Regions from separate parts of the Mus musculus genome. Here region 1 is linked to region 2. The links are chromatin loops, found by intact Hi-C in ENCODE. Cell type or tissue: gastrocnemius. All regions are shown on one strand.

Region 1 (8,000 bases), 46 kb after region 2:
TGGCTGTCCTAGAACTCACTCTGTAGACCAGGCTGGCCTCAAACTCAGAAATCAGCCTGCCTCTGCCTCCCAAGTGCTGGGATTAAAGGCGCGCACCACCACTAGCAGGCTGTGTTTTTATTCTTAATCTAGAAATCCTACTGTTAAAATCTGTCCTAAATAGTCACATATTCGGCAATAAAAGTATCACAATGTTTGCTAAAGAGCTATTTATGGCAGCAAAAGTTCTGAAATAAACTAGACATGGTGATTCTCACCTCACCTCAAGAAGGCTAAGGCAGGGCTGGTGAGATGGCTCAGTGGGTAAGAGCACCCAACTGCTCTTCCAAAGGTCAGGAGTTCAAATCCCAGCCACCACATGGGACCATGGGACCATTTGAACCATGTGGTGGCTCACAACCATCTGTAACAAGATCTGACGCCCTCTTCTGGAGTGTCTGAAGACAGCTACAGTGTACTTACATATAATAAATAAATAAATCTTTAAAAAAAAAGAAGAAAAAGAAGGCTAAGGCAGAAAGTGGTCAGTCTGAGGTATCTATGGAGTTCCAGGTCAGCCTGGGCTACTACATAGTGAAACCTTGTTTCAAACAACAAATTCTGAAATGATATAAGTGGTCTAATAATAGATGATAAAAACCACAAACCAAAAACAGCCTGGTTTTAATCCCAGCACTCAGGAGGCAGAAGCAGGCAGAAATCTAGAGTTTGAGGCCAGCCTGGTCTACAGAGTGAGTTCCAGGACAGCCAAGGCTACACAGAGAAACAGACTGTCTAGAAAAACCAAAAACCAAACCAAAACAAAGGTGGAGAGATGCCTCAGTGGTTAAGAGCACTGACTGCTCTTCCAGAGGTCCTGAGTTCAACTCCCAGCAACCACATGGTGGCTCACAACCATCTGTAATGGGATCTGATGCCCTCTTCGGGTGTCTGAAAAACAGCTACAGTGAGCTCACATAAATATAATAAGTGCATCTTTAAAAAACAAAACAAAAAAGCAAAACCCAACAACAACAACAACATCCAGAACAAATAACAAAAACCCCCAAACAAGCCATTTTCAAGGGAGGAGGTTAATAATATGGAGTGTTTAGGGGTGAAGGAGACTACAATATAAAGTCATATTTATCTGTTGTTGTTGTTTTTTTAATGTTTTCATTCTTGATACAAAATTGAATTTATAGTGTGGCTCTATTTACTTATAAAACAAAAAGTTTTGCATATATACAGAATAAACTGAGAGTACATATGTCTAAATACTAGTATCAGGGGCAGGCAAGATGGCTCAGCAGATAAAGTCAGTGCCAGTCCAAGAACCTGAGTCCCATCCCTGGAACCAACTAAGGTGCAAGGGAGACATAACCTTACAAAGCTGTCCTCTGACGCTGACATGCATGCGGTGGCACCAGTGTGCAAGTACATAAAATAACAATAAAGTTTAAAGTTGTAAAATACTAATTACCATCATTATTACCTTAGGGCTATGAAATAATGCACACTCTTATATTACTATGTGTTTGAAAGTTGTGTGGAATAAATGTATATCCTACAATCAACAAGTAAAAAGGATGCTTCGTTTTCAAGAATGCAGGGGAAATCTGGAGAATGGTTCAGTGGCTCAGAGCACTGGCTGCTCTCCCAGAGGACTTGGGATTCGATTCCCCGGGACCCACACAGGGACTCACAGCTGTCTGTAACCCGTCCCAGGGAACCCAACACCCTTTTCTGCCTTCTGAGGGTTTCAAGCACACAAGTGGTACAAAGACTCACATGCAGACCAAACGCCCACCCACACACAAGAATTCAGAGGACGAGTGGGTGCTATAGCTCAGTGGTGGAACCCTACTTAGCAAATCACTAGGGCCTCAATTCAATCCCCAGTTAAAGAAAATAAGCAAACCCTCACAACAACAACAACAGCAACAACACACTCGCTTAGCAGAAAGCCTTGGGCCAAGCCTGTCATTCAGAAATTTCAATTCATCTTTGGTTCCATGGTGAGTTTGGGGCCAGCCTGACCTCCACATATGCACCATGGTACACACTCCACCCAGGCCCACTAATAATAAGTAAGTTTAAGTTGAATAAATTCAAAGGAAAAAGTGAAAGAGTGGACCGACCTGAAAAGAGCTAGTGAGTTCTCTTCCTAAAGATGCTGTTTCAGAGCTAGGGGTGTAGTTCAGGGGCAGAATGAATGCTTAGCATTTGTAAGACCGGACTCACATTTCTCAATTTAAAAGAAAAAAGCTTATTTGGGGTGCAGTGGTACAAGCCTGTTATCCCAGAAAGGGTGAGGCAGGAGGGTCATAAGTTGGAGGTCAGCCTGTTTGCCCTGCATAGAAAGAACTGGTTTCGAAAATATTTTCCCACATACTAAATAACAATTTATTGAATAGATGTTATCAGAGGGTTCATTGTGATCCCGGTTGTCTAGCACTGTGTCTGCTATGTAGTAGGTTCTCAGTAAATATCTGTCTTTTGAACATGTGTCTACAGACTCTGTGAGTCACAAAGACTCCCTTCTGGTTCTTTTTGTTGTTTTCCTTCTCTGGTCTGAGAATAACTATAAAACATTAATGCAATAAACCACCAGTTCAAAGACCCCTAATTATATAATGTTGTCTTTTATTGTTCCCTAATTATATCAGGAGTTTAAATTTGTCCTCCTTGACAAGAGCACTGGTTCCCACAAATCAATTCCACTCGATTAACGCTTACTGAACACAATGTATTAAGTACCCCAATCTGTCCCATCAAACCTTCCGTTCATAGAATAGAAACAGTGAAAGAGAACATATAATCCTAACACCGGGGGTACTGTGGCAGGGGGAATGCAAACTGGAGGCCAGTATGGGCTACATAGCAAGAGTCTGCCGATAAAAGCATGGGAGGGATGGAAAAAGTCAGCCTCGTGAGATGGTAAATACTCGTGTTGCCAAGTGGCCAGGAAACAGGCTGACTAGCTCAAGTTGTCCTCTGACCTCCTTGCGTAAGCCATGGCTTGTACGTACCCCCCCCACACACACACAAATAATGTAATTTTAAAAATTAAAGAGATTCCAATAGTGATAATCGGACTTTGTCAGGTCGGGGATCAATAAATTCTTCACGGTGGTCTAGGAAAGTGGTGGGTAGAGGGTAGCGGTTCAGTTGACTTGATAGGTAATAAGAATCTGTCAGGCTCTTGACAGGGGGCTAATGTTACGTTAATGGGTGCGGGAGAAGCTGGTACCATAGAAGAGTCTGAGCTACAAGAATGAACCTTCCTCTCCTGCTTTAATATCTGTCCCCAGGCGCGACAGCAAGCTGTCTCCGGCGTACAGTCAAGACAGCAGTGAGAGCCCGGGGAAAAAGGGGAGGGATTTAGAAGGGGGCTGATCCAACAGGCTGACAGAAAGCGTTATCTACGTCGCTGTCGGCGCCGAGGGACTAATTCGGGAAGTACCGAACCAAACCGGGTCAGAGCCACCAGGTCGAAGCCTTACCTGCCGTCCCTCCCCCACTCAGGGCCCACGCAGCCGCCAACTTGAAATTTGCTTTTCTTCTTCCAGCCCTCGTTCTAGGCCCGCCTCCCCGAGCTCTCCATTGGTGGGTTTTCCTGGCCAATCGACGAGAGCGGAGGCGGGCGAGGAGGGGAGGAGGAGGGAGCGAGCTTAACCGGAACTGAGGCTTGGGAAGTGGCGCGCTGAGACCTGGGGCTGCAGAATTCACCTCTTATGCCCAGACCGAACTAGATGGCTAAGATGTCCTGCTACTCAGAGCTCATCCAGACACGTGGCGGAGCCAGAAGAGGAGAACCGCTGCTGGGAAATGTAGCCCTGGGTCAGAGAAACCAGACTGCTCATCTGTTAACAGCTGTGCCTGCAGGAGTTCCCAGAAACACTCCAGGAGGTTCCCAACTACCGGACTCCAGCGCCCTCTTCTGGCTTAGGCCATCACACACACACACACACACACACACACACACACACACACACACACACACCACACACACACCACACACACACACACACACACACACACCACACACACACACACACACACACACACACACACACACACCACACACACACACACACCACACACACACACACACACACACACACACCACACACACACCACACACACACCACACATCACACACACACACACCACACATCACACACACACACACACACACACACACACACACACACACACCACACATCACACACACACACACACACACACACACACACACACACACACCACACATCACACACACACACACACACACACAGAGAAACACTCCAGGAGGTTCCCAACTACCGGACTCCCGCGCCCTCTTCTGGCTTAGGCCATCACATACACACCACACACACCACACACACACACACACACATACCACACACACCCTCTTTATTATTCTTCCTCAGTCACCAGCACTACTAATAAATAATCTTTAAAAGATTTTTTTTCTCTAAAGGCAGGGTCTGGCTACCCAGTCTAGGCTGGCCTTGAACTCTTGATACTCTTGACTCTGCTACCAAGCTCAGGCCCCAAATGCGGATTGTTGCGGTGTCTGAGAAGTGAGGGAGAGAAGGGGGCTTGGGACCAGAGCAGTAATTGGGGAGAGAAGGCAGGAACCCAGTGGGTTTTTTCTTTCTGTACTTTCCACTGCCCTTCAAGCCCCTTCAAGGAAAGAGGGCAGAATAGAAAGAGTCATTTTTTTTACAGAGTAGAAGTAAAGGGAAATACTTCAGGATGGATGTAAAACTAGGAGTCAGTCAACAAGAATATGACAGAGGTCAGAGAAAATGGCCTCTAGACTGGGAAGTTGCATGTGGATGACACATACTCCGTTTTTGGAATAGTATAAAAACATAGCTGTAGCGCTTTGGGGGAACTTGCTTAACCTCATTATCATTTGTTGCAGGAAGACAATAGTTCCCCCCTCATTGAGTTGTGAGGGTTGGAGATGATGTATGTATGCACATCTCTCGGCACACATCAATAGCTAATAAAAGTGGGTGATTTCCCTCCGGCTGTTTCTCCTCCTTTCCCAGGAACGTGACTTTTTGTATCTGTACTTGGTGGCGTCCACCATTTGAGTCCTCTAAGACCCTCGGTGAGCTTTCCAAACCCTTAATACCCATCCGATGCCCCCACTTTCCTTGGTACCTTCCAGCTGGACACAAACTCATCCCTAAACTATGCAGATGGAAGCCTTGGTAACCATGGAGACAGGGCAGGTGGCACGGAGAGGCAGAGGCAGTGAGCAACAGATAGGAAGAGATGAGTGATTCAGGCAGGGACCTTCAAGGAAGAGGGAAGAATGAGTCTAAGGGAGTAGAGATGTAATGAACACATCTGTGCAACAGGGGCCGGTCACCACTCTGCCTTTTTCTACCTCCTATGCACACCCCTTAAAATACTGTAAAGAGGGAATTTGGGACGGCCCCTTGCCCTAAAAATTCCCTGGGAAAACCACCTTCCTTACATTCCTAATGGGACCCAAGGGAAATGAGATCCAAGTGTCTCTATGGTGTGTGATGTTTGAGAGGGGTGCAGCGGGGATAGACTGTTGTCTGATTCCAGGCTATACTTTCCCTGATATTTAAACTACGGGAAGGGAGCCACATCTCCTGCCTCTCTGCTCTGTGGACGCCGCTGCAGATCCCAACCGCCTCCCTACACCCCTCTGCACAGTGTGCCATATGCCGTGTGTGGCAGTCAGGTCTGGCATACCGAAGCTCATGGAGATCTGTTGAAGATCAACGAAGAATCTGGATGGTTCCTGAATGGGTCGTGGGAGAGTCCCCTAAGGAGCGCTTAGGTTTGTTTGGGCTGGGGAGGTGGGATAAGAATGGGAAGTCAAGATTGGAGGCGCTAGGTGCTTTTTTTCCCCCTTAGGGGTTTATAGGTTTATATGTGTGCGCATGGGGGTGGGGAGCGGCTTGGTGCCGGACGCCCCCACCCGCAGAGACTGGGCTATAAATAGCACAGAAGAGCTCCGCCCCCCTTCTCTCCTCCGGAGCCGGCGCTGTGCCCGGGGCGCACCGGGAGGAGGGACCAGGATTCAGCGCTGGGGCACAGATACTGACACCAAGGGAATCCGGGTACCCCCCCACACACGCCATGTGGGTCCCCAGGTACCCGGCTCCTCCAACCCAGAGGCCCCCATGGCCCCGGCCTCAATCCTGGCCAGGCAGAGATTATGCGGACATTCAGGTATCTATTTGGGGGTACAGGCTGGGAGGGGGAAGAACAAGGAGCAATGGGGAACATGGCAAAAGCAAAAGAAACCCCACTTCTTCCTCCACCCCTTTAGGTCCCAATTGCAATCTGCTTCTCCCCCCCCCTCAGTTTTTGGGGATGTGGCAATCTAAAAGAGGTTAGGAATAGAAATATGTGTATGACTGTACGGGTGCATGTGTGTGGGTGGGTGGCGTTCAGTATCCTAGAGAGGGGGATTCCAAGTGTGGATAAGAAAAGGGGGATGTTGGAAAGGTCTGATAAGCCGTGGGGTGCGAATGGGGGGTGGGAATATCTGTGCGCGTGCATGTACGTATATGCACGAGCTCTCATCCTTCAGTGCGGGTGGTGCACCCTTCCCACCTCCTCTGGCATGCGTGTGCGGGGGGGGGGGGTATGGGACCGCTCAAAGACAGAAGTCAAAAGGAAAGACTGCACTTATCCCCCCCCCCCCGTCATACATCAGGTTCGTTCATCGGTGCCTCAGTTTCCCTGCTGAGCCTGTCAGTAAGCTCTCTCTCTCTCTTTCACAGGGATAGGCTTCACTACCGAGACTTCAGGCCTCTCCCAACCACCACCCCCATACTCCTAGATATCTTCGGCAGGTCCCAGTCCCGGCTCCATCGGTGTTTTTGCCCGAGCCGCAGCTATGCTGCACACCGAGGGCCACGCTCTTCTTCGAGCTGTGGGACAGGGTAAGCTACGCTTGGCCCGTTTGCTTCTGGAGGGAGGAGCCTACGTGAATGAGGGTGATGCCCAGGGGGAGACTGCGCTAATGGCGGCCTGTAGGGCCCGTTACGACGACCCTCAGAACAAGGCGCGCATGGTACGCTATCTCTTGGAGCAAGGCGCGGATCCCAACATCGCAGACCGTTTAGGACGTACCGCGCTGATGCATGCTTGCGCCGGGGGTGGGGGAGCCGCAGTGGCCTCTCTGCTCCTTGCCCACGGCGCAGACCCTTCAGTTCGAGATCACGCTGGCGCCTCGGCGCTTGTCCACGCCCTGGACCGAGGGGACCGCGAGACCCTTGCCACACTGCTGGACGCCTGCAAGGCCAAGGGCACGGAGGTCATCATCATAACGACGGATACCTCGCCCTCGGGCACCAAGAAGACCAGGCAGTATCTTAATTCCCCACCGTCCCCAGGGGTAGAGGACCCTGCACCCGCTCCTCCTAGTCCAGGGGTCTGCACATCGCCTTCAGAAGTCCAACTGCAGACTGCAGGAGGAGGGCGCGGGTTGTTATCCCCTCGCGCCCAGGAAGAAGAGGAGAAAAGAGACATTTTTGAATTTCCTCTTCCCAAGCCCCCTGATGACCCTTCCCCTTCCGAGCCTCTCCCCAAGCCACCTCGACATCCTCCAAAACCACTCAAAAGGCTCAATTCCGAGCCCTGGGGCCTTGTGGCTCCTCCTCAACCGGTTCCTCCTGCAGAAGGGAGGCCCGGTTTGGAGCGTCTGGCTGCTGAATTCAATGGCTTGACCCTGACCGGGAGACCGCGTCTTTCTCGGCGTCACAGCACCGAAGGCCCGGAGGACCCGCCCCCATGGGCGGAGAAAGTGACGGGTGGGGGTCCTCTCTCGCGCCGAAACACTGCGCCCGAGGCTCAGGAGTCTGGTCTTCCTTCAGGGCTAAGGCAAAAACTGAGCCGCATGGAGCCGGTGGAGCTCGACACCCCTGGACATTTTTGCCCTGACTCCCCCGAGTCCAGCCGGTTATCCCTGGAGCGCCGGCGATACAGCGCCTCTCCGCTGACCCTCCCTCCAG
Region 2 (8,000 bases):
GACACAGAGGGACGGGAAGCTAGAAATGAACCAAATTCTAAGGGTGGCTTTCTCTTATAGAAAGTTGCTCTAGTGAGAACTAACCAGGCCCCCTGGGAACTACCTCAATCTTTCCAAATTGCAGAGCTTGACAGTGATCAAGAGCTATCCACTATGGTCTGTCCCTTGCAAGTCCCACCACTTCAACACCAAGAGACAGACTGCATCAAAACCAGGGCAGATAGCTGGAGCTGAAGCAGGAGGATCTCAAAAATGTTCAAGGTCAACATTGGAAACTTAGACTCAATAAATAAGTTAATTAAATGGGGTCTGGCAAGCTGACACAAACCTAGAATTCCAGCATTTGGGAGGATCATCCATTGACAGCTGGGCTCCATGGGGGGTATAATTACTCTATTACTATTTTCTTCCTCTTATACAAAAGGAGAAGATGCAAACTGACAAAAAGTCATGGACGGTCAATTAAATGCCTACAGATAGCCAGAGAGAAGGAGAGAGGCAAGAGAGACACTTGGGGGTGGTGACATACTCATTACCTTGATGGGCCAATCATTTCCTAGACATAAACATGCACATATATACATTTTGTTGTTGTTTCTCAAGAGAAGGTCTCACTATGTAACTCTGGCTGTTCTGAAACTCATTCTGTAAAGCAGCCCAGCCTTGAACTCAGAGATTGTGCCTGGCTGGCAGACACATATATTACAACTCATAAAGTTACACCCTGCTAATGTGTGCAACTTACTCTGAATCAAGTACACCTAAATAAAGTTGCCATTTAAAGGGGGTGGGGAAACCCCAGCACGGTGGCCCACACCTCTGATCACAAAACTCGGGAGGCAAAGGAAGTCAGAGCTCTGTGAGAACCAGGTCAGCCTGGTCTAGAGAGTGAGTTCAGGACAGCCTGGGCTACACAGAGAAATACCATCTCAAAACAAAACAAAAACAAGAAACAAGAAAAATGTTGGTCCACATTTTCCTCTTCCTTTGGTGAATGGGCTAGAAAAAAAAATGGGGCGTTCAAACAAACTTAGGAAAATCGCAAAATGGCAGGGAAAGAAAATAGAACAGTTATTTTATGTAGCTTTTCAAGACAGGGTTTCTCTGTGTAGCCTTGGCTGTCCTGGAGCTCACTCTCTAGACCAGGCTTACCTTGAGCTCAGCCCGCCTTTGCCTCCCAAGTGCTGGGTTAAAGGTGTGTCACCACTGCCTGGGTATGCTTGCTACTTTACTGTTATCACAAGATCCATTTTCATTCTCCAGAGTGGGTCATTCTCAAAATCATATCCAATAAAAGGGTCTACAGTTTTTTAAAGCAAAAACTGAGCATGCACACACACAGACACAAACACACACACAGACACACACGCACACCTGTGACCAGTAATTCTGACTTTCCACTTTTACAAATTGTCAGCAGGTGGCACTAATGACTAAAAAGTTACCCAAAGAAGACTGGCAACTCTGCTTTTCTTTTTTGTTTTCTTTCCTTCCTTCCTTCCTTCCTTCCTTCCTTCCTTCCTTCCTTCCTTCCTTCCTTCCTTCCTTCCTTCCTGACAGCTTTTGTGGCTCTTCTGGAATTCACTGTGTAGACCAGGCTGGCCTCAAACTCAGAGATCCACCAGCATCTATTTCCTAGGTGCTGGGATTAAAGGCGTGCACCGTCACCACCCAGTGAGAAAAAATCAACTTCTAAAAGAGTGTCTGAGCCTCCACTCCACCCCAGTGAAACAGACACTGCCGTGGCTCTTGGTCACACAGCAATACTGAAGACATCGTACATCCTGGTTGCACACCATGGAGACATCAATCTAGAACTGAGCAGCAAACTTCTAGCTTCCATGGTGCCAGGAGGCAGCAGGCAGGCCACTGTGGAAGAAATGACATCCAAGGTCTCATGCTGGACCCTGCATCTACAACACTGACCTTCTAAGTAAGATGCAGACTCTACTACAATAGCGTCGTGGCTATTTAGGGAGTAACAAACTGTTTTCTGGTTAGACTTGAGGCCTGCTCAGTCATTGGCTGAAACCATTGTTGAATTTTTGCTGCAGATGCTTAAAAACGCAGAGATCAATGCTCATCTTACAGGTTAGCTGTGGATTCTCAGTCACTGAACATATCCGGGTGACTCATGATCATATCAACCCATAAAGGAGATCCCCCTGACACTCAGAAGTAACCCTCATTGAAAAGGAACAAACTGTATGCCTTTAATCCCAGCACTTTGGAGGCAGAGGCAGTTGAATCTCTGTAAGTTCAAGGCTAGCCTGGTCTACAGAGTGAGTTTGAGGACAGCCAGGGATACACAGACAGCTTCCTGCCTCTGTCTGGGATTAAAAGCCTGTGCCACTATACAAGGTCCTAAGCTAATATGTTTTATTTCATACATACACATATATAGTTTTATTTTCTTCTTTTCTTTAGAAGACAGAACTAAAGTTCCAGGCTAGCCTGTGCCACATTGTGAGACCCTATCTAAAACAGACAAAACACATCAAATGAGATATATCAAGAAATGGACAGAGATACATTTCAGCCCATTCCTACAATGAGGCATTAACCTAATCTAGCATCAGCAAAGAAAAAATAAAAACAAAACAAAGCAAACAGATGTAGTGGTCAGTTCTTGTCAACTTGACACAATCCAGAGTCAAACGGGAAGGACAAACCTCAATTGAGAAAATGCCTCCATTGGATTGGTCTGTGTGCAAGTCAGCAGGACATCTTCTTGATTATAACTGACGTGGGCGATGCCAGCCCTGGGCACGTGGCCCTGAGTGGTATAAGAAAGCAGACTGAGCAAGCCATGGGGAGCAAGCCCTCAGCACTGTTTCTTCATGGCCTCTGCTTGAGTCTTCCCTCCAGCTTCCTGCCCTGCCCTCCCTCAGTGATGGACTATAAATGTAAGCTGAAAGAAACCCTTTCTTTCCCGAGTAGCTTTCGGTCAAGGTGCTTATCCCAGCAATAGAAAGCGCACCAGGACGCTGGATGAAAGCGCTGGGAGCTGAGAACCGTTCAGGAGAGGGGCCTGAGGAGGGCTGCTTTCTGAACGCACGTAACATAGAGTAATTTTTAAAAAGTTTTTATTTTTAACATTTTTATATTTATCTTGATGATTTAAAGAAGAGTTTTAAAATATTTTCTTTAAATTTTGTGGACGTCTTGACTGTGAGTTTTTGGATGTGAATGTAATTCCGCTGGGGGCCAGCAGAGGTCACTGGTTGGATGCGGGAACAACACAGTTGTCTATGCGAACACAACTCCTGTCTTCTGCCCGAGCAGCAATACTCTTAATCCCTGAACCGTCTCTCCAACTCCACGCAACGTAATTCTTAACTACATTGCATCTCATTTGGGAGTGAGACATTTCTACCTTGGCTTGAACACATAATCTCCATCTTCAGCCGTCCTCCCCAGTCCCCCCTCAGTCACCATCACATCTCCAGTCCTCCCCTGTTACCGCCAACCCTGTTTTAAAGACAGGTGCTTACACTGTCGCCACGGCTGGCCTAGAACTCACAGTTTCTCCTGCCTCTGCCTCTTGAGTGCTGGCATTAAAGTGTGCACCACTACACTGACCCTTGAAACTTGAGGCTTCAATCTCTTCACAGACCAAGGCAACACCTCCCTCCCTACTCTATCCATCCATGCATCGTAACAGGTTTCGTCCTCCATCTCAGGGAGAAAGGCTGTGTAATCACTGTTCTCAAAATCAGTGTCAGGAAACTAGCAGCAACGTGGAACAGGACAACGGCAGAGCTTTAGAAGCCAAGACTGCTCAGTTCCTGCCCATTCTCAGGACGAAGTATTTATCACCACCACATAGCAGTGAAACTACATGTTTCCTGAAATAAAACTCATGTATGGCCTCTTGTATGTACAGTCTGTCTGTGTGTGTGTGTGTGCGTGTGTGTGTGTGTGTGTGTATGCATGTGTATTAATGAGATGAGAGCAGAAGGGGGCCTATGTGGAAGAAGGAGAGGAGCCCAGACAAGGAACAGTAGTGGGTATACAACAAGATATGTGTCATATCTTGTTATACCAATGTCATCATGAAACCTATTGTTTGTGTGCCACTAAAAATAACAAGTAACAAAATAAATAAATAACTGGCCTAGTATGGTGGAGTGCACTTAAGTTCCTAATGATTAGCAGGCAGAAGAGTCAGGAGTTCAAGGCCAGCCTCTACTACGTGGCAAGTGAAGGTGAAGGTGAGCCTGTGGAGCAAGAGATCCTTTTTTTTTTTTTTCCTTAAACAAACAAGCAAAACCAAACAGCAGACAGGCAGACAGACAGACAGACAGACACACACACACACACACACACACATGATTTAATATTACAAAGTGTCTTTATCCACACATATCAAGGCTGTCTTGAGAACATTTTCTGTGATTAGTTCATAGAACCAGTGTCTTTAAGACCAAGGGTTTCATGCACCTGTCTTTAATATAGAGCATCTCCTACCTTGAAGCATTAACCTAAGTCATATGTACATATTTGTTTGTTTTTTGTTTTTCGAGACAGGGTTTCTCTGTAGTCTTGGCTGTCCTGGAACTCACTTTGTAGACCAGGCTGGCCTCGAACTCAGAAATCGGCTTACCTCTGCCTCCCAAGTGCTAGGATTAAAGGCGTGCGCCACCACAGCCCGACTTGTTTGTTTGTTTTAACCAAGGTCTTACACTGGAGCCTGGAGCCCGCTCTGAAACTTAGCTTAGGTTGGCTGCCAACAAGAGGTGATCCCCCTGCCTCCACCTCTGCTGGGACTCCATGTAAAGGCCACCATCACAGACTTATCAATTACACATGTAGTTGTTGGTTTTTTGAGACAGGGTCTCTCTATGTAGCCCTGGCTTTCCTGGAACTCAAACCTAAGAGAGATCCAACTGCCTCTGCTTTCTGAGTGCTGGGATTAAAGGTGTGCATCACTAGTTTCAGGAAATCCAATTCACACCATAGCCAGTCAATGTTTGGTTGTTTTGTTTGTTTGTTTGTTTGTTTATTACTTTTAGTAGCATACAAACAGTACGTTTCTTTAGGCACCAGTCATGTACATGGTACTTATGCATACGTGCAGCCAAAATACTTATACAACGAACACAATTCTTTATGTCTTTTTAAATTAAGTTCATCAGTCTCCGGTCTCTCTTCCCCTCACCCCACTCTCTGTGAGCTCTGGAGGCCCTGTGCTAAAATTAAATCATCTGAAACAGAAAGAGGCCATGGGGGGTGGGGGGGGCGGTATTTTCTCTTCATGAGGAAATCCACAGTCCTGCTTCTGTCACAGCCAAGTCTACAGACAATCAGAAGGGTGCACAGTGGGCTATGCCAGCAGTTCTCAACCTGTGGGTCCCAACCCACTTGAGTATTGAATGACCCCTTTATAGAGGCTGCCTAAGACTATCGAAAACACAGACATTTCCATTACAATTCATAACAATAGCAAAATTACAGCTATGAAGTAGCAACAAAAATAATTTTATGGTTGGGCGTCACCACAGCATGAGGAACTATATAAAGGGTCGCAGCATTAGGAGCGTTGAAAACCACTGCTATATTTTAAAAAAAAAAATGTGCCTTATATTTCTTATTGTAGTGGTTGGGAGGTGGAGGCAGGGGAATCACTACTTTTTCAAAGCCAACCTAAGTTACATTAGCTGATTAGGCTAGAATCTAGAAGCTAAAATAGTTCTGAAGTCCAGGCTGCCCTAGAACTCAGAGGATGCCCTTGAACTCTGACTCTTTGCCTCCCATCTCCCAAGTGCTAGGATGACAGGCATAGGCCAACAGGTCTACTCTGGTGCTGGAGATCGAAGCCAGGACTTCATTCATGGTAGGCAGTGCTCTACAAACTGAGATACTGCCTCTCCATTTGCGATCCTTCTTTTGAATTCCTGTTTTAAGACAAGGGTTCACTCTGTCCCAAACTGGCCTTGAACTTCTAGCAATTCTCCTGCCTCAGCCTCCCAGTACAGAAATTACACTTACTCTTTAAGATTTCTGAAGTCAGTCCTTCCAACCCGAGGGAATTGGGCCTCTGCGTGCAGGAATTTGTTCAACAAATGCTTTTTTGAATTAAAAAAAAAAAATCTGAAATCCCTAAACTGTTAGGACATATGATAATATGGTTCACACCTCAGAGGAGCTGTTTAGAGACAAGAGGCAGGCACTGCAGAGGCAGGCACTACAGAGTTGGTAAAAACTATTCATATGCATTGGAGGAGCTTAGCCTGCCACCAGGATTCCAAGGTTCCAGTTAAATCTGTTTGGAGAAATCGCAGAGAACTGCGAAGGATGCGGTATTTGACCGTTTGAGGGCTCAGAGAGGCACTAGAGAACAGGCACTTGAGCCATACGTCAGACGGTGTGGGGCAAGCTATGGATGACCAGAGACAAGTGACATCCTCCAACCACCGTGTTCTTCTCTCACTTCACACGCTTCTGCTGCCCAACTGTGAGTAAGAATCAGCTGTCTTCAAGTTTTGTCTTGAGACAGTCTCGTTACGTAGACCAGGCTGGCCTAGAACTTCCAGACACCCACCTGCCTCTGCCTCCCGAGTGTCACAATTAAAGCCCCGTGCCCTAACCCACAGCTTGCAGCCTTTAAAAAAATAACCTATTTTTTTATTCTATGTGCATTGTTGTTTTGCCTGCATGTATGTCTGTGTGTAGGCGTCAGATCACTTGGAGCTGGATTAGAGACAGTTGTGAGCAGAGTGGAAGCTGCGAGTTAAACTTGGGTTCTCCAGAAAGGCAGTCAGTACTTTTAACCCCTGAGCCGTCTCTTCTCCCTCCTTCCCTCCTTCTCTCCCTCCCTTCCCCTCTCTCTTTCTTTCTTTCAAACACAAGCTAAGAAAGAAAGCACTGCTAATCGTCAGCCAGGTGAAAAGGACAAGAGACTGTTTTGTATTTAGTTTCTTCCCCAGTCATCTGTTTCTTTTTCTCACGGTCAGGAATCTTCTCTGCCATTCGTTGGAAAGTTCTAGATCAAGAGTCAGGTCACCACAAAGGCTCCAGTGTTTGTGATAGTTCTTAGACGGAGGATCTTGTTGATGTAGTTAACTACCCACTGGGTGGCAGGGCTGAGCCAACTCAATTCCTAAACTCGTGAAGAAAGGATTTCTCAGAAAAGAACAAGTTTTCAGAAAAGGCTAAGGACTGAGTGTCCCGTCTCCCTGGAGCCGTTACATCAACAAAGCCTGGTTGAAAAATACCCCATCCTCCCTCGCTGCCTTCACCCCTTGCTCTAATACATAACGATCCATCCATAGATTCCAAGGAGGGAAGAACTGGAGTTAAAAGTATAAAACTTAACATTAACAACAAAGGGAAGCAAGACTACAAGTCTGCAATGCTATGAAACAACTCTGTTCTCCTTTAAAGTGTCCCCCCAACCCATCAGTTCAGTCAGTACTTATGCCCTGAGCTGCACTCCATAGGTGCTAGGAAGAACACACAACTGCAAAAAGCACATAGCCCTGCTCTCTAGAAATTCATTATCCAGGGGGGAAAAAAAGAGCAACTTGCCTGAGAAGCATAAACAATGTGCTAGGGGGGATTAAAGAATAATAATAAAATCGTACTTAGTTATAAGGCAAAACCTGAGACCAGCTGGCACCAAGATTTCAGAGGGGAATGCCGGCTGACTGTCTACTGGGGACAGGGTGGGGCCTGGGATTTCAGATGCTGGGGCTGAGGAGGGAAGGTGTTCCAGGTAGAGAGAGGCGTCATCGAGGACTTCACAAAGGAAGAAGAGGATATTAGGAGAACACTGAGTACCCAGGCTTGGCTGACATGCAGGGAACATAGATCAGGAAGTAGTGAGCAACGAGGCAGGAACGTTTAGCAGAGACCATGCTGTAAAGCTTTTAAATGCACGGTGGACATTTGCATGAGATTCAGTAAGCTCAGGATTTTGGATAATTACAGGAGCTGGCAGGGGGGAAATGTTGTATTAATCTAGCTGTAATCTAAAGATGATACTGGGAAGTTTAGCT

Evidence for each region. Peaks named below come from ENCODE experiments on the same cell type or tissue, not always from the same donor. Only the 100,000 strongest peaks of a DNase experiment are listed, where the experiment ranks them.
Region 1: a loop joins it to region 2, with 3 times the contacts of the local background. A loop is called at or near these places in 33 of 42 quality-filtered maps.

What each region holds. Positions count from the first base shown.
Region 1 is chr3:96,590,599-96,598,598 of GRCm38, forward strand. It overlaps Polr3gl (polymerase (RNA) III (DNA directed) polypeptide G like), which reads right to left and starts at 3,583. Exons shown (of 8, transcript NM_027241.4): 1 at 3,486-3,583. It overlaps Ankrd34a (ankyrin repeat domain 34A), which reads left to right and starts at 6,038. Exons shown (of 2, transcript NM_001024851.3): 1 at 6,038-6,210; 2 at 6,768-8,000. The coding sequence starts at 6,884. In gastrocnemius, no CTCF peak of the experiment used is centred here; DNase peaks (open chromatin) are centred at 2,958, 3,579, 4,314, 5,216 and 6 more places; H3K4me3 peaks cover 4,621 bases; H3K27ac peaks cover 5,141 bases.
Region 2 is chr3:96,544,346-96,552,345 of GRCm38, forward strand. No RefSeq gene overlaps it. Among named protein-coding and RNA genes, the nearest start is that of Txnip, 9.6 kb to the right of the region's middle. In gastrocnemius, CTCF peaks have their summits at 1,419 (motif pointing right), 3,208 (motif pointing right) and 7,073; DNase peaks (open chromatin) are centred at 2,825, 3,215 and 7,094; H3K4me3 peaks cover 1,397 bases; H3K27ac peaks cover 4,137 bases.